7 separate regions of the Mus musculus genome follow, and regions 2, 3, 4, 5, 6 and 7 are each linked to region 1. A link is a loop called in an ENCODE intact Hi-C map of the cell type or tissue named here. Cell type or tissue: heart. All regions are shown on one strand.

What was found. A loop is a pair of places that touch in the nucleus more often than their neighbours do. Peaks named below come from ENCODE experiments on the same cell type or tissue, not always from the same donor. Only the 100,000 strongest peaks of a DNase experiment are listed, where the experiment ranks them.
Region 2: a loop joins it to region 1, with 2.4 times the contacts of the local background. A loop is called at or near these places in 3 of 42 quality-filtered maps.
Region 3: a loop joins it to region 1, with 2.2 times the contacts of the local background. A loop is called at or near these places in 2 of 42 quality-filtered maps.
Region 4: it touches region 1 in a loop (2.4-fold over the local background); 5 of 42 quality-filtered maps call a loop at or near these places.
Region 5: a loop joins it to region 1, with 2.2 times the contacts of the local background. A loop is called at or near these places in 4 of 42 quality-filtered maps.
Region 6: a loop joins it to region 1, with 6 times the contacts of the local background. A loop is called at or near these places in 31 of 42 quality-filtered maps.
Region 7: a loop joins it to region 1, with 2.5 times the contacts of the local background. A loop is called at or near these places in 7 of 42 quality-filtered maps.

What each region holds. Positions count from the first base shown.
Region 1 is chr2:35,107,021-35,111,020 of GRCm38, reverse strand. It overlaps Cntrl (centriolin), which reads right to left and starts at 1,525. Exons shown (of 44, transcript NM_001379274.1): 1 at 1,392-1,525. In heart, CTCF peaks have their summits at 2,114 (motif pointing right) and 2,788 (motif pointing right); a DNase peak (open chromatin) is centred at 1,530; H3K4me3 peaks cover 1,965 bases; H3K27ac peaks cover 1,318 bases.
Region 2 is chr2:34,968,847-34,972,846 of GRCm38, reverse strand. The region is part of intron 2 of Gm52552 (a long non-coding RNA gene); the gene reads right to left. Among named protein-coding and RNA genes, the nearest start is that of Gm46733, 8.1 kb to the right of the region's middle. In heart, CTCF peaks have their summits at 2,105 and 2,309 (motif pointing right); a DNase peak (open chromatin) is centred at 2,306.
Region 3 is chr2:34,980,805-34,984,804 of GRCm38, reverse strand. It overlaps Hc (hemolytic complement), which reads left to right. Exons shown (of 41, transcript NM_010406.3): 40 at 1-107; 41 at 995-1,476. The coding sequence ends at 1,127. Gm52552 (a long non-coding RNA gene) reads right to left here. Exons shown (of 3, transcript XR_003954034.1): 3 at 382-458. Among named protein-coding and RNA genes, the nearest start is that of Gm46733, 20 kb to the right of the region's middle. In heart, no CTCF peak of the experiment used is centred here; DNase peaks (open chromatin) are centred at 1,684 and 2,508; H3K27me3 peaks cover 2 bases.
Region 4 is chr2:34,823,953-34,827,952 of GRCm38, reverse strand. It overlaps Fbxw2 (F-box and WD-40 domain protein 2), which reads left to right and starts at 1,718. Exons shown (of 8, transcript NM_013890.4): 1 at 1,718-1,781; 2 at 1,883-1,991. It also overlaps a transcript of Gm34653 not described here. In heart, no CTCF peak of the experiment used is centred here; a DNase peak (open chromatin) is centred at 1,712; H3K4me3 peaks cover 1,883 bases; H3K27ac peaks cover 1,343 bases; H3K27me3 peaks cover 448 bases.
Region 5 is chr2:34,682,733-34,686,732 of GRCm38, reverse strand. Gapvd1 (GTPase activating protein and VPS9 domains 1) reads left to right here. Exons shown (of 27, transcript NM_001356441.1): 24 at 2,338-2,551. Among named protein-coding and RNA genes, the nearest start is that of Gm34372, 46 kb to the right of the region's middle. In heart, no CTCF peak of the experiment used is centred here; no DNase peak of the experiment used is centred here.
Region 6 is chr2:35,043,382-35,047,381 of GRCm38, reverse strand. Hc (hemolytic complement) reads left to right here. Exons shown (of 41, transcript NM_010406.3): 4 at 1,442-1,512; 5 at 2,028-2,119. Among named protein-coding and RNA genes, the nearest start is that of Hc, 16 kb to the left of the region's middle. In heart, a CTCF peak has its summit at 2,222 (motif pointing left); no DNase peak of the experiment used is centred here.
Region 7 is chr2:34,769,914-34,773,913 of GRCm38, reverse strand. Hspa5 (heat shock protein 5) reads right to left here and starts at 1,824. Exons shown (of 9, transcript NM_001163434.1): 1 at 1,768-1,824; 2 at 1,468-1,685; 3 at 1,124-1,355; 4 at 607-744; 5 at 1-93. The coding sequence starts at 1,592. In heart, no CTCF peak of the experiment used is centred here; a DNase peak (open chromatin) is centred at 1,973; H3K4me3 peaks cover 3,496 bases; H3K27ac peaks cover 2,385 bases.

The DNA.
Region 1 (4,000 bases):
AAAAAAAATATTTAGTGAGATAGTATATTAAGTAGTTTTCAATCCAATGACAAGTTGGTATCAGAAAAGGATATTGTAATAGAATGTTGCATACAAATCTTTATATAAGTTGAATTTGGCCTGAGGCTGCTTTCCTTTGGCCTTGAGTTTCCCTATAGCCAAATACTACCTTCATGTACAAAACGAAACTGAAAGCCCAGTTTAACAATATACTTTTGAAAAAACTAGCTGAGTGTGGTATCAGACCATCTTCAAATAAGACAAATGCTCATCTGCAACCAACGAAGCTGTCCTTGCAGATTCTATTTCTGTCCATAAGTGCTGTCCATTCTCAGAACCCTGATTCACTGAGAGGGTCAGCCTATGAGATAGTGTGTGTTTCTACATGCAGACTTCACAGGAGCTATGGCAACTCAGGGAGGGAAGCAGGGGTGTGGAACCATCACTTAATCTTTCAGTGATCCAGGTTTCTGGAACCCACTGAATACTTCCCTAATTCTATAGGAATCATTACTTAGAAGTAATAATTTACTAATCAGGGGAAGTAACATAGGACCTCATAATAATTTAATGAGGATTTGATAAGAATAATTCTAGATGGTTTATAATTTCAGATTTTTTAAGAGAAGACTATGATGTAGGATACAAAATAATTGAATTGTCTAGTGATATAGAATGCACTGCAACCAGAGACATGGGAGCCAAATAAACCCTTTCCTCCCGGAGTTGCTTTCTGTCACAATGTCTTACCACAGCAATGGAAACCTTAACTAAGACATCTAGGAAGTGGTTAAGGGACATGCCCAGAGCCCCAGTGAGATGGCTCGGTGGGTAAGGGCATTTTCTGTGCTAATTTGACGTTCTAAGTTCTGTATCTGTAGCCCACGGAAAAGTGGAGAAAACCCGACTCCACAAAGTTGTCCTTTGCCCTCCATATGCGCATCACGATATGTGTCCCGTGTCCGTCCCCCCACCCCCATCATCCACACATGCTTCAAAAAGGAAAAAAGGAACAAGCTCAGAGTCACAGAACTGAGGTTAAACAGCAGAGCCCTCAGGACCGCCAGCCCATCTCCATCGCAGTTATCCCGCAGACGGTGACACACCCCGGCACTCTTCCCTCTCTGCGGGAACCTCATCCTTCTAAGCGCCGCACCCCAACTTTGCGACTCAGCAGCGCCCCGACCTAGGCTGTGCACGCCTCTCCTCCCCTGCCCTCCCTCCCCTGCCCACGCCGGCCCCGGCCCTCCTCCTTCCCGTCCAATCCCCTTTCCAAGCACACTCCCCCGCCCCGAATGCGTCCGGAGCCGGCACACCTCACGCTGGACCAGGGCTTTCCGGCCTTTGCCGCCCGCCACCCAGGCTCGGTCCGGACGCCGAAGTACACTCACCGCCTCAGCACGGGAAGGAACGGCCTAGCGGGAGGGGCGAGGCGGAGACGCCGGGATACTTCCCCTCAGGAGACCGACAGCACAGCAGCCATTTTGTTGTGTTGTGCCGGTTGCCGAGAGGGCCAGCTTGGTGTGGGCGGGGCTTGTTATCGCCACGCCCCCGACACGGACTAGTGGACGGGACGGGGCGGAGGCGCTTCCCGCCACCCTTGCCGCCTCTGCGCGCGCTCAATTTGGGGGTGCGAAGCTTCCGGGTATGAACCTGGCGGGCTGTGGTCAGCCCTCTGGGCGCCGAGTCTGTGAGGAGAGATTTTTTCCACTGAAGCAATGGGGGAAGGCTTACGTTCCTCTCCCTAAGGCAACAACCGGAGGAACCAGTATGGAGATGTTCACAGCATTCGATCTTGGGATGATGGAAGGCAGGCCTTGAGCTCTCCCGTGTCTCGATGCACACTATCCTTTACGCGACTATTTTGGAGGCAAATTGTCATACTTGGAAACTGATCGAGCCGGACGTGGCTGCACCTCAAGACTGCTTGGGCTCCAGTGACCATTCACTTGAGCTATATGATCCTAGGATTCACAGTCCAAGAGTGCCCCTTATGTTAGTACAAAAGAACTAAAGCAAGCATTTACAGAGACTTGAGCAGATCATGCCCCAAAGAGCAGCCTTCTACTGTATTTCCTAATTGTCTGCACCATGTGCTTGCGGAGGCCAGAAGAGGGCATCAGATCCCACATAACTGCAGGTACAGACCTTTGTGAGCTGCCATTTGGGTAGAGGAATCGAACCTGGGGCCTCTGGAAGAGCAGTTATATGCTCTTAAGCACTGAGCCATCTCTGCACCCTCTCCATCATCTTTCTTAACTACCTTGTTCTCCAGTCAGGCATTAACGTTTCCTTTCTTTACCACAAACTTCCTGGCTCATTTTTCTAACACTTTTACAAATTTCCTTTCTGCCTCAATTTCTACTCTCATGTAACATATAATCGTCCCCATTTCCAGCAGTTAACCTTAATGATTTGAAAGAACTTAGAACAGTAGCTGATAAGTCTAATTTTTATCATTAAGCAAGACTTCTTAGAAGTCAACTTTCATCTTAACTCTGAAAGAAGAGTTTAACCAAGGGCAGGTGTTTGCTTGGCAAAGAGAACAGCTTGTACAAACCCCAGGAAGGATTGGGAAAGTTGGCAATGAGCTGGACATTAAGTAATTCAGGGCGGTTTGAAGAAAACATAAGTAATGCACAAATGCAGTTCAGTATGAATTATGCAAACGTCTGGTGTGGTGACGCTAAATATGAAGGGGAACCTTTTAAGCAGCATGAAGCCTGTTTGTAGAAGCTGAGGTCGTTTGACCTAATGGGAAGTTCTGATCATTTCCAGCAGGAGGCACTATTGGATCTGGTGGGCATGGTCCTCTCTTTCTCCGCAACTTTGCAGCACAATTTTTGGCTGTTGGAAAGCAAACTCTATGCAAAGATCTATTTAACCTTGAAAGGACTTTGGACCTATTTTCAGACAAAGTTCAGATGTTAGGTATTAGTTCAGTGTACATTGGTGAGATTCTGGTCTTTGGTACTTGTCTTTCAGCCAGAGACTTGGATTAATTGCACAAACTCATGATTGTTTTCCCTAATCTGTAATGGCATTCAGATGAGTTCCATCGTCAGATTACACTGTGCCAGAGTCAATTCATCAGTCCAGTCAGTAGTCATCAAAAAGTACACACAAAATCCAGGGGTCTCTCTCGGAACACTCATTTTTCTCTGCTTTCATGTTGCCCTATTTTCCTCCTTTATAGAGATATAGTAACTAACCTTCTCTGGGTCTAGCATGGTGGAAATCTTGGTTGTACCTCCAGCCTCAGATACTTGCCATGATTATTAATAGTCCATCTTAGCACACTGGAAGAGGCACCCCCAACAAGAGTAAATATACAAAAGAGTGAGGGCAGCTCACATTCCATGCTAATTTATTCCCTGGTATGAGCTGTAATTTTTCTGGATTACATTTAGATTACAATATAGATATTAGCTGGGGAGATGGGAAGGCCATCTGGCTTCTGGCTGTGACTTGTCTCCAGGGCTGGAAGATGAGCCAGGGCACAGTGACTTAGGTTTTTCAAGATCTTTTGTCCAAACCCTGGCAAAGCTATTGAGATTGCTCTTCTTGGATTCTCTTACGAAATCCACACTAAATACTCTGAGCATCACCTTTAAAAGAGAACCAGAGGAACTTGTCAGGCAGAGTCGGCCAGCTTCCACCATTGCCATTACTGTGACTTCCTAGTGTGACTTTAAAAATTGACTAAATTATGGCTATATTTTGAAATAAAGCTTGTTCTGTTATTTGGAAATCTCATACATTCATGTAGGGTATTTTTTATCTGCCTGTCTGTCTATCCCATTGGGTATTTTTGTTGTTGTTTTTTTTTTGGTTTTTTGTTTTTGTTTTTGTTTTGTTTTGTTTTGTTTTGTTTTGAGTCAAGATTTCTTTGTGTAGCCTTAGCTGTTCTGGAACTAGCTGTGTATACCAGGCTGGCCTCGGATTCACAGAGATCCACCTGTCTCTGCCTCCTGGGTGCTGGGATTAAAGTTGTGCACCA
Region 2 (4,000 bases), 140 kb after region 1:
TGGATTCCTATAGCTGGAGGTTTGATTGCAGTGGCTGTTTTTGCTCTCAAGACCTCCCTCCTCTGTTTTCTAGCTATGGCGTCTCTGCTGACAATTGTGGTGATAAATCTTAAATGTGTGGTGTGCTATTTACTATCCCAGTGTCTTCTGACTGAGCTCCAGTGGCACTGAGTGTATTCACATCTTCCGCTGCCCTGCCTGGGCAGAGATGGGTAGGGAGGAGACATGGAGGCAAGCGACAGAAGAACTCTCACCTGATCAGAGCTTTGTAAGATGGCTCCCAAGGGCTTTGGCTCTGTGTGCACTTGTGGGTGGGGCTCCAGACATCTCCTTAGAGCAGTCTCTACAACTCCTTGTCCTTGTTTGATGCTGCCCTATAGCAGCAGCACATTGCTAACTTCTGCAGCTGTCTGAATCCAGCAGGACCCGCTGCTCTCTGATCCCTCCCCATTCTGTGACTTGTCCCCTCCACCGCATGTGAGATAGGCCTAGAAGGACTTCACATCTCCTTTGTGTACGGCCGTCATCTTGTACACAAGAACAGGAGGAGCTCAGGCTGATGAGAGCAGAGCCATTTTCCCTCTGCCTTGCTTGTCTAAGTGGTTGCCCACCTCCAGGCTTTCCATTCTATGAGACAGTGTTTGTGCGGTCTCTGCTCCTCAAACCACCATGCCATGGACTAACTCTGAATCAACTCCAGAAAGCTTCCCTTTCTTGACTTGAGAAGTGGAAAAGCTCATTTATCTCTTGCTTTCTTTAGCAAACTCCCATTCAACCCCAGTCTTTAACAGTTCTTACTGGGACAGTATACAAAAGCCATATAAAGTGTACACATCACATGCACACTGTGATGCCTGTATGGGGGAGATCAAAGTTGAACCTGCTAGTTTCCCAGGATGTTCCACCCACAACAGGGCCTGTGAGAGAAGAGCGAGGCAGAGTAGACTTGCTGGACTCTGGAGAGAAGGCTCCACAGAGGTGACCTCTGAGAAGGGTTTTAAAGAGTGACCAGGATTGGGCTGAGAAGGCTCTGTTAGTAAAATGCTTGCCGTGTCAGCATGAAGAACTGAGTCCAATCTCCAGAACTGGCTGTGGTGATGTGTGTGTGTGTGATCCCAGCTCTAGAAAGGAAGAGGTAAGAGACCTGATCCCTGGAGCTAGCTGGCCAGCTAGCCTTGTCTCAAAACACAAGGTACACGGCTGCTGAGAAGCAACACCCAAAGTTGACCTCTGACCTGACATGCTTAAAGAAAAACAATTAATGATTCAGTCGATTAAAAATAATGGCCAGGATTTGGATTTCAGACAGGAGTCATAAAAGGAGATGAGGACAGGCAGTCCTTTGTGTAAATGAGGCCGAGTGGGAAGGGAAGCCAGGTGGGACCAAAAGCCAGGGGAAGAGTCTCGTGATGCTGAAATACGTTCTGCATTTCTTTGCACCATTAACCAGAACCCTTTAAAATGAAACGCAAACCCATCGCCTTCCAGGACCTGCTCTCTTTTCAGGACAGCTGCAAAGCAGAACCGAGTATCTAGAGAGGCACCTGGTCCTGAACTCACTGCTCTGGCTCTGGGTCCCTACTCCCCACTGAAGCCCAGGGCTCCAAGAGCCCCATCAGGGCTGGGAACAGCACCCTAGGAAGAGTCACAAGCAAGGACTTTCATCCCAGAGCTGGAGCACTGTGCTGTGTCTTGTCTCAGCCTCTGCTCTGGGCCAAATGGGGAAATCCAAGAGTCTCTGAAGACGAGAGGACAGCGGGTTGGATTCAAAACCCAAGACAATTCTCCCTTCTCTTCCTTACGTGAGACTTCTGTGTCTTAATATTTAAATAGAGAACAAAACTAGGCACCTCAAGAGGCGTAGGTAAATGGCAGAGATTTCGCAGGTTTAACTATCTGTGGACAGGTGCTCAAAAACAACCCTCCCACCCCTCTCTCAACACCTCTCTGTGTCTTAGCTTCCCACCTGTTAAATGTGATGGGCACTGAAGAGTAAGGCTGAGTTAGGTGATGTCCCTACTCCTGTCACTGGTCCCACTCAAGGGCCCTAAGTAGAGTCCAGTACCTTTAGTTGGAACTCAGAATTACTTTTCTCTTTTATTTTCAATAATGAAAACACACACAAGTCCACCCACTGGTAGCACACACATTAGCACATACTTAGGATGAGCACACACATCCCAGCATCACCCTCCCCCTCCCATCCCCTTAGCCACCCTTGGTTTCCCTGTTTGATGACATATGAGAGAGACCACATCCCCTCTGCAAGTGCCCACTAGGTTGGGGGAACGGTGCCCAGCAGAGGGCGCTCCAAGTGTGACCTCCTGGCCGAAGTCCTGGAAAAAGGCAATAGGCCAAGGAAATTTCTAGTGGAAAAATTAAGGAAGGATTCCAGGTTTACGAAACCCAGACTTTGAAAAAACAAAAGTGCCGATTTGTCTCCTGGGTTAGGGAAAAAAGACCACAGCCGCAGTCAGATTTCCAGGAAACTCTCGGTGAAGACTAGATGAGGCTGGCACAGGGCAGGCAGAGAGACTGTGGGGTGGCCCAATCTAGACTCAGATGCCCTAGGAAGTGAGAGATGAGGGCAATGGCATGCATGATGGAGCGTGGGTATGCACATGCATCCATAACTGGTTATGTATGTTTATGTGTACCACGTCTGGATGCATATTTGTGTGCAGCTGTAAGTACAATCCCTCAAGTTGCATGTTGCATGATTTCTATGTTCTTTTTGCAGACATGATTTAAAAAGATACCATCGCTAACCTCATGGGGCTTAGCAAACTAACATGCAGTTTCATTTTGGGTGTCAGAGAGGCAGCTTGAGTGGTACTGACAGACACTGGATTTGTAGCCAGACAACCTGGCGTTCCAATCCAGCCGCCCACTCACTGGGTGACACCTGGCAGCTTCCTCAACATTTGCTCTTCTTGGAGGAGAAATCTAAGTATTAAGACCATGTCCTAAGAGAGAACATGCATGTGCCAATTTTCAGTGATGACCCTGGTCGTAAATCCACATCTGGATAAACACTAGAATGTGTCCAGCCTGCATGAGTGGCATCTCGTCAAATCCACACCTTTACTGACGATGTTTATGGGATGCCAGGTTCCACCAGAGGTCTCACCCAGTGGCCCACAGACAGGAAATGTGGACAATCTCATGTGGTTTGAGGGGCTTTTTGTTGCTGTTGGTTGGTTGGTTTTGACTTTTGTTCGTGGTGTGTTCTTAAAAATGATGGTATCACAGGAAAAAAAAAATCTAGATTTCCACTTTCCTTTGGAGGGTTCTGCAGCCATGAGCATGTGTGTGCCTGCATGCCACAGCTACTGCTCCTCAATAGACGTGTCCTTCCCAGGGGCACCCTAGCCTCTCTTGCCTGGTTGGTTTCCAGGGCAGTGCTTGGAGGGGATCCAAGGCAGCTCGGGGGTGCTTTGTGTAGACGTGTTCTCTGGGAAGGAGAAGGACAGGGCCAGGAGCTGATGCTAGAGAGCTGGCCTCCCCCATCCTCTCTGGTCCCAACGGAGGACAGAGAGTGCCTGACTGTCTTCTGTGGAAATCTGTGGCTACGAGCCAGACACTAGTTACAGAAAAGAGCTGGCAAAATGCTTGCCGTGGTCGCCTGAGGACCTGGGTTTGGCTCCCCAGGACCTACATAAGGAGCTGGGCACAGCAGCATGCACCTGTATTGCTGGCACCAAGGAGATCCCTGGGGCATGCTGGCCATGAAGCCAAATCACTGAGCTCCGGGTTCAGTGAGAGACCTTGTCTCAAAATAAATGAGGCAGAGGGTGATGATGGCCTCGCCCTAAAAACAGCCTCTGGCCTGCACAGGCTTGCACGCCCACACACATATGCACATGTATCCATACACACGTATGTATTCGTGTATTGCAAGAATAGGTCTGGAATATGGTAGACAATGACCTCCCCAGAAAGTATTTAGACATCTTTTTAAAAATGAGATCCTTAAATACATTTTGGAAGCCCACAGATG
Region 3 (4,000 bases), 130 kb after region 1:
ACCTTCATTAAAAAGATGAGCTGTACCAATGCCAACCTGGTGAAAGGGAAGCAGTATTTAATCATGGGCAAAGAGGTTCTGCAGATCAAACACAATTTCAGTTTCAAGTAAGTCACCAGCATTAACTGCCTCTCTGGCTTCACTGTCCTTTAATACATTCGCGTTCCATTGGTACCTTAATTTCGACCAGCAAGTGAATCATTAGAATTGGCTACCATCACTGTACCTAAAGCCTTGGCTGAGGGATCAACCAACCAAGAGCCTGATGGAAATTGAGAATACATGTCTACATCCACCAGCCTGCACCCTCATATGCAAAGAATTCTAAGTGTAAATAGGATGTTTAAATATGCACCTTATTATCTGTAAAGAGCTGGCCTTCTGAGCTGAGATGACAGCTTCATCAGTAAAGTCCTTGCTGGGCAAGCATGAAGAACTGGCGTCAGTGACCAGAAGAACTATATCAAAACAAAAAAAACAAAAACAAAAGCAGGCATTGGGTCTGGAAAGATGGCTCTGTGATTGAAAGCACAGGCTGCTCTTCCAAAGACTCCAGGTTCGACTCCCAGCACCCATATGATGGCTTACAATAACCTGGAACTCCAATTCCAGGGGATTGTATTCTCTCTTCTGGGCTCCGTAGGCACCAGACATCATGTGTGGCGCACAAACATACAGGCAGACAAAACAGCCACACACATTAAATACATAATAAATAATCAGCTTTTTTAAAAAAGACAAACACACACTAAGTGGTGCACACTTTTGGTCTCAGCGCTGGAGAGACAGACAGGTGGATGGATCCCTGGGGCTCACATGTCAGGCCGTCTCACCTGCTGGCAAGTTCTAGGCCATTAAGAGGCTTTGTCTCAAAAAAAAAAATGTAGACAGTGCATGAGGAAGAACACCCAAGGTTGACCTCTGGCTTCCATTAAGTATGGAACATTGCTGCACCATTACCAATACCAACACTGTTTCCATTTTGCCTTGCTAGGTATATATACCCTCTAGATTCCTCCACCTGGATTGAATATTGGCCCACAGACACAACGTGTCCATCCTGTCAAGCATTTGTAGAGAATTTGAATAACTTTGCTGAAGACCTCTTTTTAAACAGCTGTGAATGAAAAGTTCTGCTGCACGAAGATTCCTCCTGCGGCGGGGGGATTGCTCCTCCTCTGGCTTGGAAACCTAGCCTAGAATCAGATACACTTTCTTTAGAGTAAAGCACAAGCTGATGAGTTACGACTTTGTGAAATGGATAGCCTTGAGGGGAGGCGAAAACAGGTCCCCCAAGGCTATCAGATGTCAGTGCCAATAGACTGAAACAAGTCTGTAAAGTTAGCAGTCAGGGGTGTTGGTTGGGGCCGGAAGAAGAGACCCACTGAAACTGTAGCCCCTTATCAAAACATATCCTTGCTTGAAAGAAAAATACCAAGGACAGAAAATGCCATAAAATCTTGACTTTGCACTCAACTGTGTTGAAAATGGTGTTATTTTATGCTGGCTCAGCCTCAGGCACACCCAGGGGATGGGAGAGATCTGTCAGTAGAGGACCTTGACCCGGGAAGGCCACCCCCAGCCTGGCCTCCTGAGCAGGCAGGGGAGTTGCTCTGCACTCTTGCTTTCTCTGTGCCCCTGACAGGAAAGCCTTTTGCTCTCCCAGCTGCCTCTCCCTCTCAGTATCCATTTCCCCTGGAACTTACTCTTGCCAGTAATTGCTCTACCAGAAGACAAAGCCCCGTGCAAAAGCCCCGGGAAAGGAAACCAAGACTCTGGAGACTGTCATTCTGGCCCGGACCTAGTCTCTCTTGGATCCTCAGTCTGTGCTGTACACAAATGACTTACACAGAGGTTAGATTTCAAGTGACATCATGTGTCGCACTTCAGGTCTCAGGAGTTCACGTAGAGATCCCCACTCAGTGGCTCCAGAGTCTCCCAAAGTACAGGGATGCTCATAATCACCATTTTAGAGTTGCCAAAATGGAGGCTCCAAAACATACAGCAAACCCCCGGGGTATCCCAGGTCCACACTCCTGCCCAGCCCTCTACTAGATTTTTCAGATGAAAGCCAATGTAACCAGAGTTTCTTAAAGCATAGGCTAACTGAATTAACATAAGAAACGTGTAAATAGGTCGCTGACTAGGCAACAAGGACAAAAGGAATCTACCCTTCACCACATCGAGACTAGCAAGGCAGCGTGTCTCATTATTGGCAGAGACTTTTCTACTTCCAGGAACTTCTGTGTCACTGCCCACAGTGCGCATGCAACCACGATGCCAAGCAAGAGTGGAAGGGCTCCAGCTAATTGTGCCTGCGCCTGGCCCCTGCCTCTCCTTGCTGAGGGTAGCGGGGGCCCTGCTTCCATGGCACAGGCCTCCAGGCTATTAGGCTTCTGTCCCCAACTGTGGTGGCAAATAGGCCAGACCACAGTCACCAGATGAAGCCATAAATGCAGCTGAACTGTTGATAGCGTGTGTCATCTCCTCCTCTACCCGACACCTTCTGAGCATGCTTCCTTTAGTCACGTTTTGTGACACCCCAGACTGAGCCAAATCCTGACTCAGCCTGCACTCCTCCTCCGAGACTCTTGCACACCTGCCATCGTTTAATCTTATAGAATTGTGTAGCGTGTGGCAGCCTGAATCCATTATGAGCTCCACATGGGCAAGTGTGCTGGTTCAGCTGGTACAAAGGAATAGTCCTCTGAGGGGGGAGTGCGGATGATTATAAGAAAGATGGAAAATATATATATATAAGAGAAAGATGGAAAAGAAGACTCAGAGACAAAGTTTAGACATCGGAAGGGCTGTCTGGTCAGCACTGCGGCAGCCTCCACTTTAATTCTCTTAGGCTTTATATATTTTACAGCATTGTGGGAAACAAAGCCACAAGCTAACAGAAACAATTCGCTTAAACGTACAGAAAATATCCGTTCCCGCCCCAAAGGCCTCTGCTTTTCCACCAAGGTTAATGGAATCTTCAGCCCCTAGCCTTGCACCTCAGGTGTACCTCTCACGGTTCCATTGCCTCAGCAGGCCGGGAAATCTGCCGACAGGTGACAGGTCCCGACCTGCCTTGACTCTGCCTGCCAAGCAGACTTTTACTTTCTATTTTTTCCCTCTGCTTCAGAGAAGCAGCGAAATGGCTCCCAACAGGTAAGGTCTGAGAGCATTCTCTTCACCTTATTTTCCAGTGTCTGTCACGATGCCAAGAACTTGACAGGGATCCAGGAAGCTCTTGCTTGTGGGCTACCCTACCAACAGATGTTGAAGAATATCAAGATCCAAGTCCTAGACTCAGCTTGGCCCCTAACTGGTAGATTTAGCTCCCTAAATCCCTCTGATAGTCTGAGAAAACAAGGGGCCTAGATGTTTCTCTCTACAGTGCTAAAATTATCTAATACTCTCATGGTGAGAAACAGGAAACAGAAACAAAGGCAGGCATGCATGCAGCAGTGGGGTCTATAAATGTAAAGAGAGCTGAGGATGCCATCCATAGCTTCTGAGGGAAGGGTGCAGGACCTAGCGAGGTGAGGGGGCATGAGGGCCTTCAAAGCAGAAGCGAGACACATAAGCAAGTCACCCCAGAGGTTAGCCAGAACGGCAACAGTTTCCATAGAGGAGCGCTCTGAAGCGAATGCCGAGAAACACAGAAGCAGTTCGTCCAAGTCCTGGTTTAAAATCTTCTTTTATCATAAGTGTGTCCAAAAGTAACTCTGAGGAAAAGTCTAGATTTTTCTTAAGGAAAAGCTAACCTGACACATAAATAATTGAGATTTAAGAAGTTCATCTTCTGGTGGGCAGATGGCAGAGTCAGGAAAACTTAATTCCCAGACTCTATAAAGTGTGGGGAGTGGTGACATATACTTGTAACCCCGTTGCTGGGCAGGTGGGGACAGGTGGGTTAAAAGAGCTCTCTGACCAACCATCCTTGTTTTGGTGAGTCTCAGACCATGTCGAAGAAGGAGAAGGAGGAAGAAGAGAAGAAGGTAGAGGA
Region 4 (4,000 bases), 280 kb after region 1:
AAAGCAAGAGAGGGCTGAAGAAGAAAAGTTTGTAACAACTGAGAAGGGAGACTGTGGGTCCTGCTCACCTCCCCAACCCGGAAAGGAGACCTTGAGCTCTTGATTATGCTACCTCTGCCTCTAAAGTGCTGGGAGTATGCACCCGGGCCACTATCTCTAGCTTGGTTGTCAAGTCTTTAAAGCCAAGATTCTCAGGGATTGTGGGCCAAGAGTTGCAACACTAGCAGGCGTTAAGGGCTAAGGAATTAGATCTACAGATCTAAGAGATCTAATTAGATCTAAGAGACCAGACACCCAAGGCTTGTATAAGAACTGTTAACTCCTTCTCCCTTTCCTCCTAGCATTTGCCCTTCTCGCCTTGTTGCTCTGGCGGCTGCTGTAAAACAAGGGAAAACAGGGCAGGTGAGATGGCTCAGTGGGTGAGAGCACTGACTGCTCTTCTGAAGGTCTTGAGTTCAAATCCCAGCAACCACACGGTAGCTCACAACCGCCTGTAATGAGACCTGACGCCCTCTTCTGGTGCGTCTGAAGACAGCTACAGTGTACTTATTTATAATAACAAATCTTTGGGACTGAGCGAGCGCCGGTCTCACATAGGGAGCGGGGTTGACCGGAGTGAGCAGAGGTCCTAAATTCAATTCCCATCATCCACATGAAGGCTCACAACTACAGCGTACTCATACGCATAAAATAAATAACTCTTAAAAAAAACCCTAGCCGGGCGTGGTGGCGCACGCCTTTAATCCCAGCACTCGGGAGGCAGAGGCAGGGGGATTTCTGAGTTCGAGGCCAACCTGGTCTACAAAGTGAGCTCCAGGACAGCCAGGGCTACACAGAGAAACCCTGTCTCGAAAACCCAAAAAAAAAAAAAAAAAAAAAAAAAAAACCCAAGGGAAACAAAAGCTTTAAATAGGAAAAACAAAAACAAACAAACCAAAAACTGGGCAATGATGGCGCACACCATTCATTAGTCCCAAGCTATTGGGAGAGGCAGGCAGATCTTTGAGTTCAAGACCAGCTTGGTCTACAGAGCGAGGTCCCGGTCAGCCAGAGTTACAGAAAAACCTTGTCCCATCAAACAGACAGGCAAAGCTTTCACACAGCAGCATTTATAGAGCTTCTTGCTTACCACTTCTATCTGGGGGGACTAAAGGCTTCACGCTAGTTAGCTGATATGTAACAAGCGCTTCGGAGAACAGCTGTCTCCGTGGCTAAGTGGCCACGTTTGGACAGCGTGCATGTATGTCCTGGGATTCGAGCTTAACCCAGCCCCTACCCAACTCCCTTACCATGTTTTGTCCTTGCTTCCTGCAGTATACTTTGTTATTTGTCCTGTCTTCCTCCTACGACTAGACATAGACCTCGCGCAGTTAGGGATTTGTTCAGCTGTGTCAGAATCGTGTTTGGGAGGTGCCAGGTGTCAATGGGCTGTTTGAATATCGTCACATGTGGATTTGGAGCCTTAGCCCTTTCTCTCCTGTGAAATATTACCCTAACTTGGTTAAAAAAAAAAAGTAGATGAGGAAAATAAACATTGTGCAAATCTAGAGGTCCACCTTGCTCAGGATCATAAGGTGTAAGCGCAGACGGTGGTACAGCACATGTTCGGCCCTTTTCCACAGTCGGGGCCATTCTTTCCCAGGTACTTGGAGGGCAGAGACGGAAGTAGAGCCGCTTCCGCCCGACGCTGGGCGCCGGAATGGCGCGCGGAGATGACGCAGCAGCACCGGAAGCCGCTCCCCTGTGAGGCTGCGGACCCAGAGCAGCGGCCGTAGGTCCAGGTCTGTATTTGCGATTGGCCGGGCCGGGCTGGACAGGAATCCCCAGCGCCCGCGGCGTTACTGACCCGCCGCCCCGGCCTGTTTTCTCCCTTTCCCCGCAGGCGCCATGGCTGTGGAGCGGACCCGGCCGCTGCGACGCTCTGGCGGCCCGAGCGCGCCTAGTCGGTGTGAGCCCGGCGCGAGGTCCCGGGCCCCGGGGCGCTCGCTCAGGTCAGTGCCGCGCGGAACACGGCTCCAGGAGCAGGGGACCAAGGGAGTCACGAACGGGCTGAGAGACTCGGAGTTAATTTTAGACAGGAAAATTAGAGCTAAGAGTTCCTGCCTTCTGGTGCTTCGGTTTTTCCTAGCCGCGAAACGAGTTAACATTGATGCCCCAAGGCTAGCACTTTAATTAATTAAAGATGATGAAATGTGGACAGGTGGTTTATAAAATGCAGAACGTAGTAGTATGTGTAGGAAGGCACCATGCTTGTGTGTATGCCTTGAAAACAGGTGTGTATTTGAGATGATGCTTCTTTTTAAAAGGGGAGAAATGACAGTATTAGTACTACATTATAACAGTAACTGGCATTTATTGTAGGCTTATAGTGTGCCAGATACTGTACAGAACGCTGTTTAACCCTAACAATCTTGTAGGTAAAACAGTACCAGGCGACAGTTTACAAGTGAGGAAATTTGGCTTGAAACACAAGAAATGATTTGCCCATGGTTACCCAACAAGTGAAATTTCAGAGCCCGTGTTTTATAAACATTATTTGTATTCTTTCAAAGGTTTAAAAGATTAGTCTCTAAATTAATGGCTTTTAGGCCAAGGGTGGTTGTGGACTCCAGCAGTCCCAGCACTCCAGTCTTGTGAATTGTGAGACCAGTCTGGGCTTCACTGCAAAAGCCTGTCTCAAAAAACAAAATAAAACAAAAAGCAAAACAAAAAGGAACAGTAAAAACAATTTTCTAAATATCACAAGCAAAAGGAGGAAAAGATCTTTACAATAGTGTAGTCACATGGTTTTAAATACAAAAAGATGTTTTGTTAAAAGGGACTTCATCCCTTTTCTTTCCAGTTCTCTCTTGAAGCAATATTTAATCAGCTTCCTCAATATTCACAGAATACTTTTCTGTACACATAATCCTCTGTGTAGACCAGACTGGCCTCAAACTCACAGAGCCTGCTTCTGCCTCCGAGGGCTGGGATTAAAGGCATGTATCACCACGCCTGGCCTACCTTTTAACTGGTTGTGAAAGGGGAGGCAAGGAGACAACCTTCCCAACAACAATGAGTATTTATTTTTTGTTCTTTAAAAAAATGATTTTTAGTGTGTCTATATGTCTGTGTCTATGTAGGATGTTGGAGGGAGCATGTATATGCCAGTGTGTGCGTGCGTGGTTTTGCATACAGCTTTATGGAGTCAGTTTTCTCCCCCCAAATTTACGTGGGTTTTGGGTATCCAACCCAGGTCATCAGGCTTTTCAGTAAGCACTTCATCTCACAGGCCTGAAGCCTTGATTCCTTACCTGCATAGGTTATGCAGACTAGAAGGAGGGAAAACATTGAGTTTACACCCATAATGCCTTGCCTGTAGAAGATGCAGGTGGAGATTGGGTACTACTGAGCTGCTGCTCCTGTGTAACTCTGGTTGAGCCACCCTGCCTCTTGGGCCCTAGCCTCTTTGTTGGTAAGGGCAGTAGTATTGACTTCTTCTATGAACCATGTTAGAATCAAGCGTGATATTTTTAGGCGCTGCTTCAGTTATTAGGACCAACATAAATATAATTGCTTAGAAGCAGAAACCAAATTCATGCTCTCATCTCCCAATTTAGGAATGTTTATCATACTACACATTTCCTCAGAGCTTTGTGATTGTTTCTGTTGAGGACTGCAGAACAAGTTAAGTGTTTACATTGAGAAGGGTGAGAGGCACAAGATAGCAAGGGGGGTGTGCAGAAAGAAAAGAGCTAAGGAAGCAGTTAGCGGCTTAGATGTGCCGTATCACTGCAGCTTTTCTGATTCGCACACTGCTAAGTTAGAATAGCTTCTGTTTTACAAATGGAAGCTTAGACTTTAGTTGAGCATTCCATGATCACATATTTCCCAGGTTGATCTCTAACTTAGTTATCTTGTAAGGGCAGCCTCTAAGAAGCTAAGATTGTATGTTTCACTGTGCCAGCATCATGGAGATTGTTAATTTGCTTTATCTTACAGGCTACAAGGACCCTCATGG
Region 5 (4,000 bases), 420 kb after region 1:
CAACCTGGTGCTCAGAATGGGAGTGTGGCAACAGATCTTGATGACCCTGCCTTCAGGATCTGCTTTTTGCTTAGGTACATATTATACACTGCATGGAGTGCTAATTTGGTATAGCTAGATGCTGATAATGCAGGCCACTCACAAAGTGGGAAGCTGGAATAATGGAGAGCTCCAGCAGCAACTTCACTATTCTGATTTTTGGAATTTTGGGGGGTGCAGAGACAAGGTCTCATTATATATCCCTGTCTGGCCTTAAAATCACAGAGATCCTCCTGGCCTTGCCTCCTGAATACTGAGGTTTAAGTTGTATGCTATTAAGCCCTGCTTTTAATAATCTTTGACATCCCATACCTATAATCTATCACTTGGGAGGCTGAGGGAGGAAGATTGTGAATTTATGTCAGCCTTGGCTACAGAGAGACTCTGTCTCAATGGAAAAAACAAAATCATAAACATGGTGGTATAATTCTGTAATGCAAGCTGCTCAGGGGGCTGAGGAAGGAAGATCACAAGTTGAAAGCTTTCCTGGGCCGTTGAGTGAGTTTAAGACCAGGGAGGATTAGGAATGCAAGGTCACCTTGCACCATATGATGAGACACTCGCCCTTCCATCGCAATATTAAAAGTAAAAGCAAGCCAATCAGTAGTGGCCCACACCTTAATCTTAGCACTCAGGAGGCAGAGGCAGGTGGGTCTCTGTGAGTTCAAGGCCAGCTTGGACTACAATGAATGGAAGTTCCAGAATAGCCAGAGCTACACAGAGAAACCCTGACTGGGATGTGTGTGGGGTCAAAAGCAGAGTGAGGTCATAAGCTACTGGCTGTATTCTGGTATGTGAAACCCTGGATTCAATACCCAGTGCTTTAGAAAGAAAAATTACAAGTATTAAGGACTGATATGAAGTGTCTGAATTGTATTAGTTTTATCTGAGATTGAGTATCTATATATTAAAAATGGAACAGAAGCTGCAGAGATGGCTCAGCAGGTAAGAACACTTGCTGGTCTTTCAGAGGACTTGGAATCAATTCCCAGCACTCACATGGCAGCTGACATCCATCTCTAACTCTAGTTCCAGGGAATCGGACAACTTCTGGTCTCCTCAGGCGTCAGACATACACTCAGACAAAACCCCCATATGCATTTCAAAGAGAGTTGGAGATGTTAAAATTTTGTATCTACTTTTTATTTTTAATTTTTATTATTTTTAACTCAAAGTCTCATATAGGCCAGGGTAGCTTCAAACTCACTATGTAGTCATGGCTAGCCATAAACTATATGGATCTTCCTCCCTCTTATTCCCAAATGTTGGTGTTAAAGGTATGTGTTGCAATGCCAAGCATTGATTTTTGTGGTTTTTTGAGACAGTTTCAGTGTATCCCAGCTTGTGACCCTCCTACCCCTGCCTTCCAAATGATGAGAATATAGGCATTTACACCATGACTTAAGTTGTACTCACATAGCTGGGCAGTGGTGGTGCACGCCTTTAATCCAAGCACTTGGGAGGCAGAAGCAGACGGATTTCTGAGTTCAAGGCCAGCCTGGTCTACAGAGTGAGTTCCAGAACAGCCAGGGCTACACAGAGAAACCCTGTCTCCAGCCTCCCATCCCCCCACCCCCAAAAAGGTTGTATTCACATGGTTTTTAAAAACTGTGTATATTTTATATTTAAATATTCGCATATTTCTTAATTTTCCCTTTTGATATTCTGGCTTTAAGATTATAGTGTTAGTATTATTTGTTAATCAGAATGATTTCTGTAGACCCCACTCCTCCACCCCTTTTTCATGAGAGTCATGCTCTAAGGCTACCCCGACATAGTGGAGACTTAAATTGCGTAGTACTGAACCTGCATATTGAATGGATAACTGAGCTGCAAGGGAGGTGACTGAGTAGGCCATGTATACAGTATGGCTGTCCTGACCAAAGGAATAACTCATCTGTGGTGAATAGAATGAGGTTTCTAGACTTCTTCATGCCGAACAATTTTCAGTTCAAACAGTAGGAACAGCCTGGGAAGCTGGCTCAGTGAGTCAAGGCCTGCCACCAAGCCTGATGACCTGAGTTTGATTGCTGGGAGAAAGCCAACTCATACGAGTGTCCCCTGACCTACAAATGCATACTATGGAGGTGCACACCCCCTGACAGGGAAATAAATGTAACAATAACAAGAGAGATGAGAATAAAATGTACAAATGTGTATTTCTAGAACTTTTCCATTTAATATTTTTAGATAAGAATAATGGAAACAGAAAACAAAAGTGCAGATAGGAGGTTGACTGTAATTCCCCTTTAGGGTTACTTCTATGGTGTATTTTAAAGGATACTGTTTTTCTTGGAGACTTTCAGAAACTTACTGCTGCTGATGATAAAACGGCTCAGGTGGAGGATTTTCTACAGTTCCTGTATGGTGTGATGGCTCAGGATGTCATATGGCAGAATGCCAGTGAGGAGCAGCTGCAGGATGCCCAGCTGGCCATCGAGCGGAGTGTGATGAATCGGATCTTCAAGCTTGCTTTCTACCCTAACCAGGATGGGGACATACTTCGTGACCAGTGAGTACTGTGCTTAATGTCTGTGCGGGACTACAAAGATATTTTAGCTGTACCTTTGTTTGGTAGAGTAAAGAAAATGCATCTGTTACCATTCACATTCACGGTCAGAGTGGATGCAGCTTGAGGGACAACACGGTAGGAAGAGACAAGTCTGAATTCAGAGAGCCTTGCTGAGCATCTCTGCCTGCCGTGTGCCTGCCTCACGTGGTCTTCTGTGTCTTCTGTGGGATGAGTTGTTTGATCTTGACCCAGGCATCCCTTTCTTAGGAACCCATTTCCTTTCTAGCTTAAATTGCTCAGGTTTACACAGTTGTTTCATAGTTGTCATTTGCCATATGTTTGAGTCATGATTTCTTCTTTTCTTTAAAGGTTTATTTTCTCTTCTATGTATTATTGTTTGGTCTGCATGTGCACCACGTGCATGCCATCAGAGGTCAGAGAGGGCAGCAGATCCTCTGGAACTGGAGTTTCAGGTGGTTGTGAGCTGCCCTGTAGATGGTGAGAACCAAACCAAGTTCCCTTCAAGGGTAGCCAGTACTTGTAGCTGAGTACCCTAAGCCATTTCCAGACCCTGAGTCATAGTTTGTTAACCCAATGGCCCTGAAATTTGGAGCCTAGTAGTTATTTGATCTATGAGCCTATTCTGTGGTAGGTGTTTAGCAGCACTCATGATCCAACCAGTTATGGCAACTGACTCTAGATATTGCTAGACTGTCCCTCATTTATGCCTCTCCCGCTGTTAGGGCTTTTGCATATTTGACAAGCACTCTTCTCTGTGGGCTGGGGAATGTGCATATGGTCAGCAACATGTGTCTTCTTAGGTGTCTCGTGAACCCAGGGCCCTATAATTCAGTTACCTACTGTGTCTACCATTGCAGCGCTGGGCGGATAGGCATGCACCGAGGCTAAGTATCCAACCAGGCCCTCATTCTCACTTTGCAAGTACTTTCCCAGTTAGGCCATCTGCCCAAGCCTCCCTGGGTTTTTGTTTGTTTGTTTGTTTGTTTGTTTGTTTGTTTTTGAGAAATCCATCCTGTTGGGACGAGGTGGGGTAGAAAAGTAGGGTGTAGAGACTTTGGCTTTTGTGTTTTTCTTCTGTTTTCTATTCTGTATTCTCCATGATCCTGATTCTACCCCCAAACATACCGACCATGTTGTCACCATGTTTTCTAGCAAATGACAATGACTTTGGTGCCTAGGGATCCTCAGGAATCCATGTGGTAGAATCTCAAGGAAGGCCATTAGTAGTCTTTGCTTTTTACAGGTTTTTTGTGTACATCGATACACATGCTGTGGGTAGGACCCAGGGTTTTATGTATGCTCTATCACTGAGCTATACCCAGGCTACAGATACTGTGAGGAGTTGCACACATGTCTGAGAGAATATACCTTCCTGTGAAATGAAGTTGGCATTTGGGTTGTTCCAGCCTCCCCTCTAAGTGTTCTTGG
Region 6 (4,000 bases), 64 kb after region 1:
TTTTTTTAAATAAAGGAAAAACCATCATCTTTTTCATCCTTTCAGCCTAACTCCACATAAAATTAAGTATAACCTCTCACCTTGCACTCCTATCATAGAGGATGCATCCTGGAAATGGTACCGTCCACACTACCCATCACTTAGCGTCATCACTCTTGTATAGCAAGTGTGTAGTCTCAATCCCGAACCCCAGGGCCTTTCTTGGTTGTTAAGGCTTCTTTTGGGAATGGCCTCCTGTTTTCCCATCATGACTTGACTGATAAGAAAATCTGGTGTCTTCATTTACTCTAGATAATGAGATAACTTCTTATAAATATTTTTCCTTTGATGACAGATAATGAGAGAGAGTAGTTAAAAATCAGACTCTGGTGCCATTTTAACTGGGGTCAGATCCAAGCATAGCTTTTATTGACTGGTAGTCTGTGAATTCATTTCTCACAGCCCATCTTCCCCATCTGAAAAAAAAAAAGATACTAATACAATTTGTTTCATGGAGTTGTACCAATTATTGATGTAGGTGGGTCCTGCCCATAATGGGGGAGGTGGGTGATGCCCCTGGGCAAATGGCCCTGAATTTATAAAAGCAGGCTAAGCAAGCCAGAAAGAGCAAGCCAGTAGGCAGTGTTCCTCCACAGCCCCCGGTTCAGTCCCTGCCTCTAGACTCCTGCCTCGAGTTCCTTGCCTAACTCCCTTCAATGATGGAATATCACCTGAGAGTTGTGATCTGAAACAAATCCTTTCCTCTCCAAGTTGCTTCGGTCATAGTGTTTTAGCCCTGTTGGATTTTGTAAGTAGAGAAATAACATACTGTCTGAATCAAACTGCCAATTTCCCACTAACTCTGATAAAAAACACCTCATACTCCCATCCATCCATATGGTAGCTACTTGGTAAACAGTTACAGACACAAGTTATTTTACACTAACGATGCATTCCCAAAGGCTTCCTGGGGTTGCAATGTATTTAACACATTGAACTGTATGTTAAATTCAATACAAGTAGTCTCCTTATATGAATCCTAGGGGTCTCTTTTTTTCAACATACATTTTCATTTATGGATTGTGAATACAGTCTTTCAAATGAGAGTTAGCTCATTAAGAACTGTGAAATTAAAACAAAAATCTACTGGGCTTGGTGGCATGAGCCTATAGTCCCAACTATGTGAGAGGCTGAGGCAAGAGGATCATGAGTTCAGGGTGAGTTCGAGACCAGGCTAACTAATTGAATGAAACCCTGACTGAAAAGTTAAAGTGAAAAGATAGGTGGGTGGTTAGGGGAGTGGGGGTGGGTGGGTATGGGGGACTTTTGGTATAGCATTGGAAATGTAAATGAGCTAAATACCTAATAAAAAATGGAAAAAAAGAGAAAAGATAGAGTAAATAAATAAAGGAAAGATAGAAACAATGTCTGCAGTTTCTGATGATGTTACTTGGTTTTGCAGTAAAGATCAGAGTCTATTCTCTGGGTGACGACTTGAAGCCAGCCAAACGGGAGACTGTCTTAACTTTCATAGTAAGTATTTTCTTTCTATAAATAATACTTTAGCATATTTATCGAGCAATCTCCCTCCATGATCCCATCCTCACTCTACACTAAACCATATGATGTCACTAAACACCCAATGTGAATGAAGCATTATAGATTTACGTCTCCATGACAGACACATAGGATACCTGTACAAGCTAAATTAACAAGGGGAGGATGCTGATATAAGCCATCAAAACCCATCCTTGTTCTACTTCCTTTTTAAAAGCACGGCCATCAAGAAGTAATTAAAAGAGTTGGCTCCTTGACCAAGAGCTCTTGTTGCTCTTGCAAAGGATCCAGATTCGATCCCTACACCCACATGAAGGTACACCACCTCCTCAGACACCAGACACACATTGGAACACAGATGTACACACTGGCAAAGCATTTATGCAATACAATAATGGCAAATCTCCATCGCTTGTAAATTATCCACCTTGGATATTCTTTTATGGTAACAGAAAGTGAACTAAGGTGTGGTCATCGGTTTCTATTCAAAGGACCCCGAAGGATCAGAAGTTGACATTGTAGAAGAAAATGATTACACCGGAATTATCTCTTTTCCTGACTTCAAGATTCCATCTAATCCCAAGTAAGTACAAAAAAATGTTTGTTATTAAACAAATTTTCTCTAAAATGCACATCTGGAACTTTTGGCTGGTAAGGACCTACACAATCAAGTGGAGCCACCTAGTGTTAGCAGAGTGCCATAGATGCAAACATGAGGCTGCTTCCTGGTAGGGAAAGCCACAACTCAGTGTTGGAATCCAGCAGAGCCCACCACCATCCCTGATACTCAGGAGACTGGGGCTGCAGGAGCCCAGGACTTCATCTGCAGCCTGGGAAACAGAGCTCTGTCTGAAACACACATGCACAAACTTCTGATACCTATTAGCTACCATGTGTCTGTATATTTGAATACAGCTACAATGTAACGGAGAGTTCTGGGAGCAAAGCAATGTAGAGATGGAGACCCGGTCCTGCTTCTAAGGGAGAACAGCAGTGCATGTATTAGACATGAGCATCTGCAAACAGCTGCTACAGAACCTCAACCAGCCACTTTATGCTCGTTTCCCCCTTCCTTCTAAAAAAGGAAATCAGCCTGTTTGCATTCTTCTAAAGTATAGGTATTTTATAACTGGGGAGCTTCAGTAAACTGAAAATTTTATTTTATTTTTGGTTTTTAGAGACAGGGTTTCTCTGTATAGTCCTGGCTGCCCTGGAACTCACTCTGTAGACCAGGCTGGCCTCGAACTCAGAAATCTGCCTGCCTCTGCCTCTCAAGCACTGGGATTAAAGGCATGCACCACCACTGCCCAACTGGATTAATTTTTCAGTTGTGTACTTACTTGAAAATACAATGCACTCTACAGTGCAGAATTGAGCTTCTTGCCATTACTGTCATTATCTCAAGCTTTATCTTGTCCCATGGCCGTTATGCATCACTATGAGATTCTATGACTGGCACTGTCCCACCCCGGTACCTTTACACTAGTCACCTCATTTAGCGCACACCTCACCCTGTCTTCCACACTGAGCTTCACCTCATCTTCAGGGCGCTGTCTCTGGGTGTGGTCTACCCCCACACCGCCCCTTCGTATTCTCTTTGAGATGCTTACCTCAATGTCTTTATTTTCTTGTTTCTTTTGAGTTTTGCCGTTTGCTTGGCTTTGAGGCAGGGTCTCACTGTAGCTCAGGGTGACCTGGAATTCATTCTTCACTACAAACCGACCTCAAACTCCTCCTGTCTCAGTCTCAGTAGCAACAGCGCCAGGGTTACAGACGGGATGCCTCTCTGCCAGGCTCTTGTCTTTACAGTTTTCGATAGACTGGGAACTCCCTGAGGGCAGCCCTCTTGTAGACTGCTTGCTTCATCTCAGCAGTCATGGGATGAGGTACTTGATAGAGATTCTTTAGTTATTGCTGAAGATAACTGCAATACACACAGTACAACCAGGACAGCATGTTCTCACTTCACAAACGAGGCTCAGAGGCTTGGTCTCTTCAAACCTGCTCCTTCCTGTACAGAAGCACGAGGTCTCCAACTCACATGGGCTGTTAACTCTGAAGACCGTGGCACTTCCTGTCATTCTTTATTATCATTATTTTTTAACTAAGTAAGTCTTTTCCTTTTCAGATAAACCCTTGCTTCCAATCATTATTCTATGTATGTAAGGTGTAAACTTTATGATCCATAGAAGCATGACCTGTGCATTACATGTTTCTAGAGACGTCACTATGGATTTTCTGATATATTACAGATTGTAATATCGGGTTAACATCCTTAAACTCAAGAATTAAGTAAATTCCGAAGTTATCATTGGTCCTTTAAATCAAACAAAATGACTGTATTAAGATAAAATACCTGGAAAAATAATACAATATGTAAAATCTAATTAATAAATCATTTTTATTATCAAAAGAAAAATACTCAACTATTTCTGTTAATTGTTTTAGAATCTCTCACAAGATA
Region 7 (4,000 bases), 340 kb after region 1:
GACATTCAGTCCAGCAATAGTGCCAGCATCTTTGGTTGCTTGTCGCTGGGCATCATTGAAGTAAGCTGGTACAGTAACAACTGCATGGGTAACCTAGAAGGACAACCGTGCAATCATACTTAAAGATGATTGAAGTACATGGTGTTCTCACTTCTGTCACTCTTATCAACTAGTCAAGCCACAACAGTTTCTAAGTCAGTTTACTGCTATATCATACGCTTTTGTCATTAGAATTAAGCAGTGGTAACTCATAAAGGCTGACTAGCATATACCTTGACCTCCCACAAAACACTAAATCACTAAAAGTTAAGATTGAAAGGTTTCTGGGGCTGGTGAGATGGCTCGGCAGGTAAGGGCACTGACTGCTCTTCCGAAGGTCCTGAGTTCAAATCCCAGCAACCACATGGTGGCTCACAACCACCCATAATGAGATCTGACACTCTCTTCTGGTGTGTCTGAAGTCAGCTACAGTGAAATTATGTATAATAATAAATAAATCTTTAAAAAAAAATTGAAAGGTTTCAAACCATGAAGGCTTCCCTACACAAGTCATCGAGGGGGAGCAACAGCAATCAAACACTCAACACTGTTTCACACGTTATTCACCTTCTTTCCCAAATACGCCTCAGCAGTCTCCTTCATTTTAGTGAGAACCATGGCAGAAATTTCTTCTGGGGCAAATGTCTTGGTTTGCCCACCTCCAATATCAACTTGAATGTACGGTTTAGTTTTCTTTTCAACCACCTATGGCATAAAGTAATTTAAAGGTAATTTTTCCGAAGAGGAAACAATGACACCACAAACGATTTAAAAAAAAAAATCCATTTCCTCCCTCCCATAGCTTGATTCATCTCTGTCCCTTAGGGGGAAATCACAACTAAAACTGAGCACAGCTGTATTGTAGATAGATCGACAGTTTTAGTCTGTTTCAACTTCTAGACATTGTTAACAGTGTGTCATGTTTTATAACACACTAAAAACGACTAGATGTAAAACCGTTACATAAATTCCGAACACATTCTTTTAAGTCCTTTGAACAGTGTTTTTGGCCAAGTGGCAACCCCTAAATACTCCTATCACCCCAGCCGCCCCATTAGCATGAGAAAAAAAAAACGGGTCCGACCTTGAATGGCAAGAACTTGATGTCCTGCTGCACCGAAGGGTCATTCCAAGTGCGTCCGATGAGGCGCTTGGCATCGAAGACCGTGTTCTCGGGGTTGGACGTGAGTTGGTTCTTGGCCGCATCGCCAATCAGACGCTCCCCTTCAGGAGTGAAGGCCACATACGACGGCGTGATGCGGTTGCCCTGATCGTTGGCTATGATCTCCACGCGGCCGTTCTTGAACACACCGACGCTGACGGGGAAACCCCACAGAAAAGGAATCAGCACCTCACTTTCTCACGCTGGCCCCGGAGGCCACGCCCCACTCCTCCCCACCCCCTCCTCCTTCGACGGATACCACTTACCAGGAATAGGTGGTCCCCAAGTCGATGCCGACCACCGTGCCCACATCCTCCTTCTTGTCCTCCTCCTCGGCCCGCACCGCGCCCAGCAGCAGCAACGCCGCCGCCACCACAGTGAACTTCATCATGCCGGCGCTGAGGACCAGTCGCTCAGCAGTCAGGCAGGAGTCTTAGGAGTCCAGCAACAGGCTGTGGCCCCGAAACGCGACGACGGTTCTGGTCTGAGGGCGACAGGGGCCTCGGGGTCAGGAGGAGACACGAAGCAGACTCGGAGCAGGCCTAGCAGCAGGCCGCGGCGCTTACCTCACACACACGCAGAAGCCCAAGTGTCCAGGTCAGTGTTGTCTCGGCCAGTATCGAGCGCGCCGTCGCCGACTCGCCTTATATACCCTCCCCACAGCCCCGTCGTGGAGGCCTCCGATTGGTGAAGTCGCTACTCGTTGGAGGCCGCTGATTGGTCCATGCCACCAAGCTGGCTGCTGCCGATTCGAAGCGGCCTCCTCCGCAACTCACGTCATTGCTACGCCCCCCGGGCTGACTCATTGGCTACTGGTCATTCTTAACGGCCACCAATGAGAGGCAGCATCCGCCCTGAGCGCTGGTCCTATTGGTTCAGCAGCTGCCTGTCCTTCGGGTGACCTCTCACCCCGAGACCGTTTCCGCCGGTAACCGTTCAGGTCCTCCCCTCACGCCAGGCCCCCGGGGACTGGAGTGGGGTCTGCGTGTCAGTTCCCTCGGGGTCTCCTTTTCTGTCTCTCACTCTGAAGAAGTACGCGGCCTTTCTCCTCCTCGATTCCCCGCGTCCTGAGCTGCCCGGCCTCAGCTGTGATCGCCCTCCCCAGCCTCCACACGTTCTCGGATGTCCCAGAGTCCAGGCCCTGTTACTCGCCCGGCCTGCACGTCTCGAGCTGGGGCCTGATCTGGATTCTGCCTCGCTGAGAATCCTGGTGCTTCTCAGCTAACCGTGTTTCTCCTTCACCCCAAGGCTAGCCGTATGTGTCTTTCCAGGCCTTTCGAATCTTCCCTTTGCCGGGGTTAAGTCCCAGGATTGGCCTGGCCAATTGTAACCTATTCCCTTTCTCCGCCGCGGAGATTCAGTACTATGGTCAAACGAGCACTTTCCACCATGAGATGTATCTTTTCTTCTCTCTCTCTCTCTCTCTCTCTCTCTCTCTCTCTCTCGTAGCGCCTTATTGTTCGCTAACCTGTTCTAGCATAGCATTTCCATTTATGACACTGGTTATTATTTATAAGTCCTTCCTCTTTCCCTCTTCCTTCTTGACACCACCCTATTCGACTCTTGGAATAGGGCTGATAATGCTAAAGACGTTTAGCAGACAAAAAAGTCTTGCTGATGCTTTACTCTTTTATAATAGTATGTTGGGGGACAAACAAAACAAGTTACTACTTGAGCTTATTATGTACTTCATTGTTTTGTTTTATGTATTTTGAGAGGCATTGTACACAGGCCCAAGCTGGTCTATAACTACTGATCCTCCTATGTGTTTTCCATGTGTCATTTATTCATATTCAAGTCTTGGTACATTTTTCCCATTTTCCAGAAGAGACCATTGAGACCAAGAGCGATTAAATAGCTAGAATGGTCGATTGATAAGTGCTGAGAATATAGTTAATAACCCGGTTGATTTTACTCCATAATTTATACTATTGATTCCCACCACCACCACCCTTTTTTGTTGTTTAAAGACAAATTTCATGCACCCCCAGTCTTCAAACTGTGTAGCAAATGACTTTGAACTTCTGTTTCTTCTATCTATACCTCCCAAGTGCTGAGAACTTCAGGCATAGGCATGTACTACCATGGGACTTGCATCTATGCATGCTACACAACTGACATCTGTCTCCAGGCCTGGAGCTCAACATGTCCACCAGGCTGGCCTTGAACTCTCAGGTCCACCATCTCTGCACCCCAAGTCCTTATAGACATGCTTATGAAGGCTACTTGGGCCATTTATTACAGGCAGGAAATGACTCCAGTATTCCTATTAAATGTATTCTGAGCTTCATAAGTACACTGTGCAAATACTACTAAAACATCACACGCACAGTCACTAAAATGTTGAGCCTATGAATCAGTGTTCAGGAATTTTTTTCCTTTCTCATTCCTCAAAGATTAGTGACTCAGTCAACTCCATCCTTGCTATAGAAGTTGCATCACACAGCTCTTTCAGTCAGGCTTGTAATACTGTCATAACATTGATCTTCCTTTGGGTTGCATCAGACTAGTATTAAGATAGAATCACTAAGCCCAATCTACTGGTGCACACCTTTAGTCTCAGCACGTAGGAGGCAGAAGCAGGGGATCTCTCTGAGTTAGAGGCCAGCCTGGTTAGTACAAAGACAGCCAAGGCTACATGTTGAGACCCTACCTCAAAGGGGGGAAAAATGGAAATCACTACTTGACCACATTACAACTTCATGTCATTTCAAGCTTGTCTGTATATATATTACAGCAGTCAGTTTACACTAAAATCAAATTTCAGTTTCATCCTGTCTCTCTTTTTTTTTAAAAAAG